Regions from separate parts of the Homo sapiens genome. Here region 2 is linked to region 1. Evidence: chromatin loops called from intact Hi-C (ENCODE). Cell type or tissue: A673. All regions are shown on one strand. Each heading gives the region's core, and the rest is flanking DNA. Links, peaks and the distances in the headings are about the cores only. Region 1 overlaps NAA25 (N-alpha-acetyltransferase 25, NatB auxiliary subunit). Region 2 overlaps NAA25 (N-alpha-acetyltransferase 25, NatB auxiliary subunit).

Region 1 (5,382 bases), core at 332-5,331:
CTGGAGTGCAGTGACGCGATCTCAGCTCACTGCAAGCCCCACCTCCCAGGTTTACGCCATTCTCCTGCCTCAGCCTCCTGAGTAGCTGGGACTACAAGCATCTGCTACCATGCCCGGCTAATTTTTTTGTATTTTTAGTAGAGATGGGGTTTCACCATGTTAGCCAGGATGGTCTCGATCTCCTGACCTCGTGATCCGCCCGCCTCGGCCTCCCAATGTGCTGGGATTACAGGCATGAGCCACCGCGCCTGGCCCTTGAGTATTCTTTATGAGTTGGTATATCAGTTTATTTGTGGGTAGCATGGACTGTATTTCCCCTGAATCTCTAATCTATTGCTGGGTTGCTTGATCAAGCATGAGCCTTGAAATGTTTGATATTACAACTTGAGGTTTGCTTTTAAGACAATATTGCTGATTAGTTAATGGCTCATTGAACTGGGTGGCCTTCTTTTATCACTTCTCCTTTCTGAGCCTCAGTTTGCTCTTTTGCAGAAAGGAGACACTTTTCTCCCAGGGACCAAAGTGAGATTCTGTATAGGAGAGGATGGGGAGGAAGGATTTAAAAGTAGTGTTTAAGAACAGATGTTATGGGGTCAGACAGGTCTGCCTTCATACATTAGCTTTACCGCATGTCTGGTAAAGCTGTCTGGGGAATTTCTTAACCTTAGTTTTTTTTTTTTTCTGTTGTCCAAGCTGGAGTGCAGTGGCATGACCTCAGCTTACTGCACCTCCTAGGTTCAAGCGATTCTCATGTCTCAGCCTCCCAAGTAGCTAGGATTATAAGCATGCACCACCACACACACCTAGCTAATTTTTTAAATTATTTTTCAGTAGAGACGGGGGTTTTGCCATGTTGGCCAGGCTGGTCTCAAAATTTCTGGCCTCAAGGGATCCACCTGCCCCAGCCTCCTGGAGTGTTAAGTTTACAGTCATGAGCCACCACGCCTGGCCTAACCTTAGTTTCTTTGTAAAATAAGCATAATATCTACCTTGAAAGGTTGTTTACAAGGGTTAAGTGAGCTGTGAGCAGAATCTGGTGTTATTAACTTTATTAATTTCATGTGTTAATTGTTGTTACCAATTTAAGGTAACTAGCTACTAGTAAACTGTGTAATGAAAGGAATTGGCATTTCTCTTCTAGTATGTGAACATCTCAAAGATACCTGGAAGGCTTTCCTCTTCAAATACCTGATAATACTCATAAATAATAAACAGCATAGGCATGCTCCCTCTTTACATTCTTCTAGAAAAATGTATAAATAACCGACTTAAATGCTAGGTTGTATTGTGGAAGCTCAGTATTTCAAGAACACATAGGATAATGAATCTTTAGCAAAGAAATCTTTTGTAAAACAAACTGCTCCGTAATGTACCTCCTTGGCAGGGAATTCATATTAGGTCTGATATTTGACATGGTGGATTGATAATTATGTGCCCAATTAACAGTAATGTTAATATCAATAGTGCAAGCAGGGGAGAATTAGAATGAAACATTATTTTTCTTCTTTCAGTCTATATCGGCACAGGATGAAAACCTCTCAAAAACAATGTTTCTGCCCCTTGCTGAGAGAATGGTCGAAAAAATGGTGAAAGAGGACAAGATAGAAGCTGAGGCTGAAGTGAGTATTTTAAGCCTTACTTTTGTGTTTTCATTTTTTTGCTAGTGCTACAATATTATGTTATAATACTATGAACTGTTGTTTTGTTCCAGTTTGATAGCTGGGTCCTCACTTTTGGCCTTTGGGTAAATCTGAAGCCCTCAGCGTAGGTCTAATCACTGACCTGTTTCCAGCAAGTACTCTAGGCTGAGATGTGTATAGACGGGAGAGATATAGATGGAGAAGATCCTGTTACCTGCTTCGTACTGTCAGTTTCATCTCATTTGAAGACATGCTCTATTAAATAACTTTTTAAAAACCTATAAATGACTGTCTTTTTATTATTGAAAAGTTTCAGAGGTTGCACTTCTTGTTTTTTTTCTGTAAGGTTGAACTTTATTATATGATCCTGGAACGTTTGGGAAAGTACCAGGAGGCCTTGGATGTCATCAGAGGGAAATTAGGAGGTAATTTTTAAACATTTTCTTAAAGCTTTTTTTTTTTCCTATTTAAACATGAAAAATGTTTATTGTAGAAAATTTCCACATAAGGATATAAAGACATAAACACTTTTGATCATTTTGTTATATTCTTCCAGACTTTTCTGTATGTTGTAAATTTATTTTTAAAAATGTTTTTACTTGAAAATAACAGATTCAGAAACTTCAAGGAGTGTGAAAGGTTATACTCCAGATCTCTAGCCGTCTTCCCCTAGGTTTTCCTCCAGTTACACTTTATATTCTTGTAAAGATTCATCTTCCCCACTTTTTTTTTTAAACACGAATGAAAACATAATATACCTGGCTCATAGAATAATCTTATTCAGTTAGCACAATGTTTTTATTTAAAAAAAATTTTTCTTTAAAAATTTTAAATTAATTAATGCCCCTCTAGTCAGGATTTGTACTCTGTAGATACCGCAAACATTCCTTCTTTATTTGTATGTCTGTCTTATGAAGGCATTTGAGTTTGTGACCTCTGCTGTGCATACTCTTATACCCATACTTTATTTTTATTATTTATTTATTTATTTTAAAGAGATGAGGTCTCACTGTTTTGCCCAGGCTGGACTTGAACTCCTGGGCTCAAGTGATTCTCCCATCTCAGCCTCCCAAGTAGCTAGGACGACGGGCACACACCACCACACTGGGCTCCATTATTTCTTTCTTTCTTTTTTTTTTTGGAGACAGAGTCTCACTCTGTGGCCAGGCTAGAGTGCAGTGGTGCGATCTCGGCTCACTGCAACCTCTGCCTCCTGGGTTCAAGTGATTCTCCTGCCTCAGCCTCGTGAGTAGCTGGGACTACAGGCACACACCACCACGCCCAGCTAATTTTTGTATTTTTAGTAGAGACGGGGTTTCAACATGTTGGCCAGGCTGGTTTCAAACTCCTAACCTCAAGTGATCTGCCTGCCTCTGCCTCCCAAAGTGCTGGGATTACAGGTGTGAGCCACCACGCCTGGCCTCCATTATTTTATTATTATTATTATTATTTTAACTAAATAGTATTTCCTAGAGATAAAGTTCACTACCTCACTCCTTTAATAACTGTCCAGTGTTCCACAGTGTGAATGTAGAAATTTACTTAACCAGTTTTTGATGGATATTTAGGCTACTCACAAGAAACTTCTTGTTTTTTTTTGTTGTTGTTGTTGTTTTTGAGACAGGGCCTTGCTCTGTTAGCCAGGCTAGAATGCAGTGGCATCATCACAGCTCACTGCAGCCTTGATCTCCTGGGTTTAAGTTATCCTCTCACCACAGCCTCCTAAATAGTTAGGACTCCAGGCGTATGCCATCAAACCTGGCTAATTTTTATATTTTTTGTAGAGGTGGGGTCTCAATATGTTGCCCAGGCTGGTCTCGAACTCCTGGTCTCAAGCGATCTGCCTGCTTCAGCCTCCCAAAGTGCTGGGATTACTACAGGTGTGACCTGTCAGGCCTGGCCCTTTTTTTTTTTTAAACTACATTATAGCTCTATGGATAGTAAAAAGTTAGATTCTCAACAGGAAATTCATAATGTAATTTTTGGTATCCTTAATCTGCTAAACAGTTGGGCAAATCTAATTTGGTCAGAACTATCATCCTAGTTTTTTTGTTTTCAGTTGTTTGGAAAGATTTGATTCCTCTCCACTCTTTTTTGTCTTCTTCCAACATCTCATCTTTCTTAGCTCATGTCAGCTCAGTCCTCTTTGATGTTTTGGAACTGTATGGATGGGCAGCTTGTCTATGGACTAAATTTACTAGTCCCTAGATGCTGTTGGGATTTTATAAGTATATCCCATGTACTATTAATAGATGTTCAACCCAATACATTGTGAAACCTATCCTTTTACAAAGAAAATGATTATAAAAATTTACTGTCAGTAATGTACTTTTTTCTTTGAAGTAAAATAATCTTTAATAAGATAGTAGTAGTTTGTATGTAATAGTGGTCCCATTTTCTAAGAGAGTGAATAAGAAAATGTGACATTTAGGCCGGGCCCGGTAGCTCACAGCTGTAATCCCAGCACTCTGGGAGGCTGGGATGGGTGGATCACCTGAGGTCAGGAGTTTAAGACCAGCCTGGCCAACATGGTGAAATCCTGTCTCTACTAAAAATACAAAAATTAGCCAGGCGTGGTGGCAGATGCCTGTAATCCCAGCTACTTGGGAGGCTGAGACAGGAGAATCGCTTGAATCCAGGAGGTGGAGGTTGCAGTGAGCCAAGATCGTGCCATTGCACTCCAGCCTGGGTGACAAGAGTGAAACTCCATCTCAAAAAAAAAGAAAAGAAAATGTGACATTTTCCTTCTTGTGGTTGGACTCTATTCTGGTTATTGAGCAGAAATGAAACCAGCTTACCAACTTTTATAACTTTTGATTTTAGAGAAGTTGACAAGTGAGATTCAGAGTCGGGAAAATAAATGCATGGCTATGTACAAGAAGCTGAGCAGGTGGCCAGAGTGCAATGCCCTTTCCCGGCGCCTCTTACTAAAAAAGTGAGTAAAAGCTTTCTTTTGTACCATTTGACTGTAGTGAGGCTTTAAGACCTCACTATTGATTTTCTTGGTGTCTGTGTTTTGAAGTTTCTGGGCATAAAGTCTTCTTATAGTAGTTGTGTCCTGCATGTTTCTAAAAGTTTTTAAGGAGCCTTCATCTTTCAGTAGAGTATTATAATGGTACTTGTAGGCTGGGCATGGTGGCTCATGCCTATGATCCCAGCACTTTGAGAGGCCAAGGTGGGCAGATCACTTGAGGTCAGGAGTTTGAGACCAGCCTGGCCAACATGGCGAAACCCTGTCTTTACTGAAAATACAAAAATTAGCTAGTTGTGGTGGTGCGTGCCTGTAGTCCCAGCCCCTCGGGAAGCTGAGGCACAAGAATCGCTTGAACCTGGGAGGCAGAGGTTGCAGTGAGCTGAGATCATGCCACTGCACTCCAGCCTGGGTGACAACAATGAGACTCCATCTCAAAAAAAAAAAAAAGATACTTGTGCCACCATGGTGCTGAATTCTAGTTAGGGCTTAAGAATGAACACTGAAAATCATTAATTTCTCAAATTCAGTATTCCCCTAAAAGAGAGAGGCTTCATTCTTTGCTACAACACTTCTCTCCCCTTCCCTCTATTTTGGAAGTGCTTATGTGGGGACTTTTCTGTTATGAATATTAGTTTTCTAGACCTGGTCATTTTATTGAAGGAAAGAGTAGTTTACTACTCTTTACAAATACAAAGTAGTATTACTTTGAAAATGCCCTTTTAGATTTGCAAAGGAAACATGGAGTGGGTGGGGGTAAGCCAACCTACT
Region 2 (5,382 bases), core at 182-5,181, 50 kb after region 1:
GAACTAGAATCTGGGGGGATGGTTTTTAAACAAGACTAATTATTCTTGTCTCCTCCTTTATAGGAAGAGAGAAAATTTTCAAAGACTGTGCAAGGGAAGGTGCAGAGCAGTTATCTGCACTCACTTCTGGAAATGGGGGAGCTGCTGAAAAAAAGACTTGAGACCACAAAGAAACTAAAAATTTAAGGAAGTATCTATCATGGGCACTGATGACTCTGCAACAGAATATGACACCATCTTCCCAGGCAAAAGCAACATCTGGTTGACCATGATTTTAATCCAGAACTTCCTCATAAAATGCATGAAGGACTTTGATCGTGAATTTTTTTAGGTGTTAAATATATACAACTGATTAAATTATTGTATATAAACCAGAAGCGGGACCCTCATCTGGGTTTGACCACTTTTTATACATGTTCATATGCATATGGCAGCAACAAGAGAACCCTACTTTTCTTCTTCCCATCACCAGAAACATCTTTTCAGGGGAGCGGGGGGTCTATAAAAACAGCAATAGAAATTAAGCATAAAGCATCAACCTCATAGCAACTGAATAGCCCTTCCATTATAAATAACATTGAGAGTTTTTGGTCTGGTCCTTGAGCCACAAGAAGTGGAGGGGAGACCATGCCTGGGAACAGACCCCCTTTTCACAGCAGTAAGTTTGTTTTGAGGCTTTCTCAGCTACTTGGCTCCCACAGAACCCAAGGCAGGTACACAAAGGACCTTAGATGAGATCTGGCATATGCACCCGCAATAGAAGGGCACCACTTGGATGACCACAGGCACTTAGTTTTTGGCTAGTTTTTGTCTGATAGTTAAGACATCCCCATCCTAGCTTCTGTGAGAGTTAAAAATCTCAGGTAAGAAGGCAAGGAAGGCTCTGTTAATTTATAGCTGTTTAGAGGGGAAAGCAGTGCAGACCACTTATTAAGCCCGCTGAGGACTAGCTTTCTGTCTTTCATACATTTGGGAAAGATAGGAATGACTGTTTCAAAGAAGAGAGGTGCACATAATTTATGCAGGCAAGTATGATACTTATTTCATTGGTTTTGTGAGTCATATATATACATATATATATATACACATATATATATGACTTGAAAATTAAGATTTAATACTTTAATGTTTTAAGTGTGGGGGGTTTGGGAAGGAAGGAATGTAATATTATGGATTTAGCCTTAGGCTTTAAGTTTTAGGCTGGCAAAAGAAATGTTATTCAGTGGGTTTGAGGTTTGGACTACTTTCTTCAAACTTAGAGAATTATAACAGGATGGTGTTTACTTTGTTCACCTGGATGTCCCCAAGACTCTAGCTTCTTCTATCAGTGGTTGGTCTGATAGAAGAGGTAAAAATTGCTCTTGAAAATGTCCTACAATTTATGCAGTTTCTTTGATAATATTTTTCTGTTTAAATCCCTGCTTCTGTTTTTGGTCTGTTACCTAAATATAGTTCAAGTTTAATTCTGTAAGAGCAAAGAAATGAATTTGATGAGGAAATTAAGCATCCAATGGAGGATTGGTCTTGAAGACCTTAAAGGTGCTTTCCAACCTGCACTGCTCCAGTGAAATGTGGTACTTTTTTCTTTTAAAAGCAACCAAGAGAGCTGGGAATATCTGTGTACGCAAAGTAATTGCATTTTGTCCCTTCATTTTGACTTTCTTAGATTCATAATTTGATACAGTGCTTAAACTTCCAAGGAAATTTTAAACAATTACTACATTACCTGTTCAAAATAAGGCTTGTTGGAAATCCTAGTCCATCAACTAATTTCAAAAATTTATTTTTGATATGAGTAGCAACAGCTGGTCATATACCCTATCCCAAAAGGAAGAACTGTCTTGAACAAGATGAATGGAAAATTGTGGTTAATTCTGAATTTCATGTAATGACAACATATTCTTTCATAAAACTATGGCCTGTTTAAGATGGAACTTTGTGTGTGTCTGCTGGGGAGGGTGGGGTACATGTGTATGGCGTGTGTTCTTGAAATGATGTCTCTCTGAATATCCAAAAAAGTACTGTACTGTAGAAATGCTCTTTGAAAAAGTCTATCGACTGACCATGATCAATCTAGCATATGTATGTTCAGTGGGCTAGCCTTGGTCCTCAGGGACAGTGTGTGACTCTAGTGGTCTTCCTAACCAGTCTCTTGCCTAAAGATATCTGGGACCTCTACTGGCTTTAATGACAAATAATGTTATGTTGAGGTTATGCTTCCTTTGTTATTTGCTGATTTTCCTACTAAATGTAGCATTTCAATTAGATCCAGCTTTCACATTTTGAGATAATTGTAAAAAGAATGAAATTATGCAGAAATGGCCAATATCTCTTATCAATCTGTTCTTTTGGAAACCCTCATGTACTATAAATTGTGTACAGTTAAAAAAATATATATATATATATATTCTTACATGAGTAAAAAGCACCCTCTCCCAGCAATCGTATGCCATTGGTATTTGAAGAGAATTCCCAAATAACCCATTGCTGCTGCTGCTGTTTTTGATTTGTATGGGTTTTTTTGTTTTGTTTGTTTTTGTGTGGTAAACTGATATTTAAAAAAGGAAAGGAGAAAAATCACGACTACTGTTTACAGACTGAAAAATTATTGCTTTTTATACTACTGAGATCCTAAGTTAAGACTCTCCAAAGCAAACATTTGGTTTAAATCATTTATCTGATGTAGATAAAAGGTAGAGAAACTTGTAGTGTTCTCCACATAATGGAAAATGTACAAATGCCTAGTTGTGTTGCCCATCAATTTTGTATATTTTCATAATTTTAATTGTTGAAAATTGCATTATATTTTGCAATCACTATGTTCAATCTGGATTTGTCTTTCATTTTAACTTTTAATATAAAAAGGGGTTTCAATGTATCTACAGGCTTGTTATTGAAACTTCCTACTTATTTGATGTGATTTATTAATATAGGAAGTATATATTCTTCCTTAAGTAAGTGAAGCATAGCAAATCTACTTTAAACTGGATGGGTTAATTTATATAAACATTTTCATTTTAAGTTGGCATTTCTGCCTGGTTCCTTTTTGTTCAGATTCTTAGAAGCCACAACCTTCTGAATGGTGTAATTCATCTCAGTTGTGAATTTAGGGCTATATCCCAACATATTTTTAATATTTGAGAATTTAGAATTTTTATTTGAAGTCAGCTAGTCCTTTTGACTCAAAAGTTAGTACCTTCTGTACTTGCAGTTATTAATTCAACATATATGTATTGAACACTTAAATTAGCATATAGCAGATTCCACTTTAGGCTCTGGTGAGACCCTGTGTCCTAGTTAGTAAGTGAGTAACATATATCCTAGTTAGTGGCTGTGAGGTGGGGAAGAGGCAATAAAAATATTAGTTTGTAATTACATCCTGCTTAATAATGTAAATCACAGTATGTGAATTGAGTGTGTCTAGAGGGTCACTTCAGAATGGGTCACAGGAGGACCTCCTAAGTGGTGACCTCTGATCTGAATGATGAACTGTCAGGAAAAAAGTAACACACATGCAAATGCCCCAAGGCAGGAAACTGCTGAGCCGGTTCCAGGAAGTGAAAAAATGTTCAAGTGGCTGGGACTTAATGAAAGGGGTAGGATTGAGATAGAAAGTTGAGTAGGGATGAGAGCCATCAGGACTTAGTAGTCCGGGGAAGGAATGAGATTTTATTCTAAATTTAGTGGGAAGTTACCAGAGGATTTCAGGCAGGCTGATGACATGATTTATCCAAGGGTACTCGAACCCACAAGCTGGGATTCGGAACTTATTCAGGTACATTGACAACACAGTGAAAGTAGGAACTTAGCTCTTTTTTACTTTCTGTCCTGTGATATTGTCTTGTATGAGCCCCAAAGAGTCAGTTTTTGCCTGTTTCTTCAGTTATGAATTAACTCCATCCCAAGGTTTTTCTTTTATTTTTTTGAGACGGAGTCTCGCTCTGTCGCCAGGCTGGAGTGCAGTGGCACGATCTTGGTTCACCAGTCTCGGCCTCCTGGGTTCAAGTGATTCTCCTGCCTCAGCCTCCCGAGTAGCTGGGATTACAGGCGTGTGGCACCACACCCAGCTAATTTTTGTATTTTTAGTAGAGACGGGGTTTCACCATGTTGGCCAGGATGGTCTCGAACTCCTGACCTCGTGATCTGCCCACCTCAGCCTCCCAAGGTTTTTCTTTAGCAAAAGATAGGTACTTGGGTATACCTCACTGCCATTCTTAATTTTCTTGAGAGATGGGCTCAGGTTTATGCTTTTTTATGTGCCCTGTTTTTTTAGATGCTGTTCCTGTCTTGGTGCAGACATGTATTTTACAGTATGACTGGAGGGTAAGCTACCATGAACCAAATGCTTATACAAATTATTTGTGGGGTTCCTATGGCAGTTTATGCTTCAGGAGTGCAGAGCTTTTCTGCAACCTCCAGCTTCCATATAGCCCAGTTAATTTAGGCCTCAGATACTATTTTTTTTTTTTTTTTTTTTTTTTTGAGACAGTTTCTCTCTTGTCCCCCAGGCTGGAGTGCAATGGCGCGATCCTGGCTCACTGCAACCTCCGCCTCCCGAGTTCCAGCGATTCTCCTGCCTCAGCCTCCTGAGTAGCTGGGATTACAGGCATCTGCCACCACGGCCGGCTAATTTTTGTATTTTTAGTAGAGACGGGGTTTCACCATGTTGGCCAGGCTGGTCTCAAACTCCTGACCTCAAGTGATCTGCCCGCCTCGGCCTCCCAAAGTGTGGGATCACAGGCATGAGCCACCGCACCGGCCCAGATACTGGACTATTTTACAAATGAGAAAAGTAGTTGTTGCAGGTAAGACTACTGTTTAATATTGAAATTATCGAACTCTCCTGCAAACGATTCAAACTCCCTTAAGCATTGAGGAAATGAGCTAAAATCCAGATCCCCCTCACCATCTCCCTCACCTTCTTAAGTCTTGTTGGCCGTGTTCATATTCCCAGATTAGTTCCCTATGTATAATCTCTGCTAATATATTCCAACTCCAACATTTTTTGTGGTGCCAATTACCAAGAACTATTTGTAAATTACCCTTCGCACCATTTGAGATAACTTGCAAGTTCCTTAAACACAATTCATGTTGGATCCAGTGTCTGCTTTGCTTCAGGTTATCAGGAAATTCCCTTAAAATTGAAATACTTAACAAGGTGCAGCGGCATGCACCTGTACTCCCCAGCTACTCAGGAGGCTGAGGCGGGAGGATCGCTTTAGCCCAGGAATTCAAGTCTAGCCTGCGCAACAAAGCAAGATGCCCATCTCTTAAAAAAATAACTATAAGTATTTGATTGATTCTGGGAATCCAGTCCATAGTCTTCATTAGAATCTGAATAGCAGCACTTGAGCCACAATATTAGTAAATTCTAAGAGGTAA

The links. A loop is a pair of places that touch in the nucleus more often than their neighbours do. Peaks named below come from ENCODE experiments on the same cell type or tissue, not always from the same donor. Only the 100,000 strongest peaks of a DNase experiment are listed, where the experiment ranks them.
Region 2: a loop joins it to region 1, with 2.1 times the contacts of the local background. A loop is called at or near these places in 8 of 110 quality-filtered maps.

The regions. Positions count from the first base shown.
Region 1 is chr12:112,074,871-112,080,252 of GRCh38, reverse strand. NAA25 (N-alpha-acetyltransferase 25, NatB auxiliary subunit) reads left to right here. Exons shown (of 24, transcript NM_024953.4): 6 at 1,512-1,619; 7 at 1,987-2,065; 8 at 4,464-4,575. Among named protein-coding and RNA genes, the nearest start is that of NAA25, 31 kb to the left of the region's middle. In A673, for the core only: no CTCF peak of the experiment used is centred there; no DNase peak of the experiment used is centred there.
Region 2 is chr12:112,024,335-112,029,716 of GRCh38, reverse strand. NAA25 (N-alpha-acetyltransferase 25, NatB auxiliary subunit) reads left to right here. Exons shown (of 24, transcript NM_024953.4): 24 at 64-3,028. The coding sequence ends at 186. Among named protein-coding and RNA genes, the nearest start is that of MIR3657, 11 kb to the left of the region's middle. In A673, for the core only: no CTCF peak of the experiment used is centred there; no DNase peak of the experiment used is centred there; H3K27ac peaks cover 1,238 bases.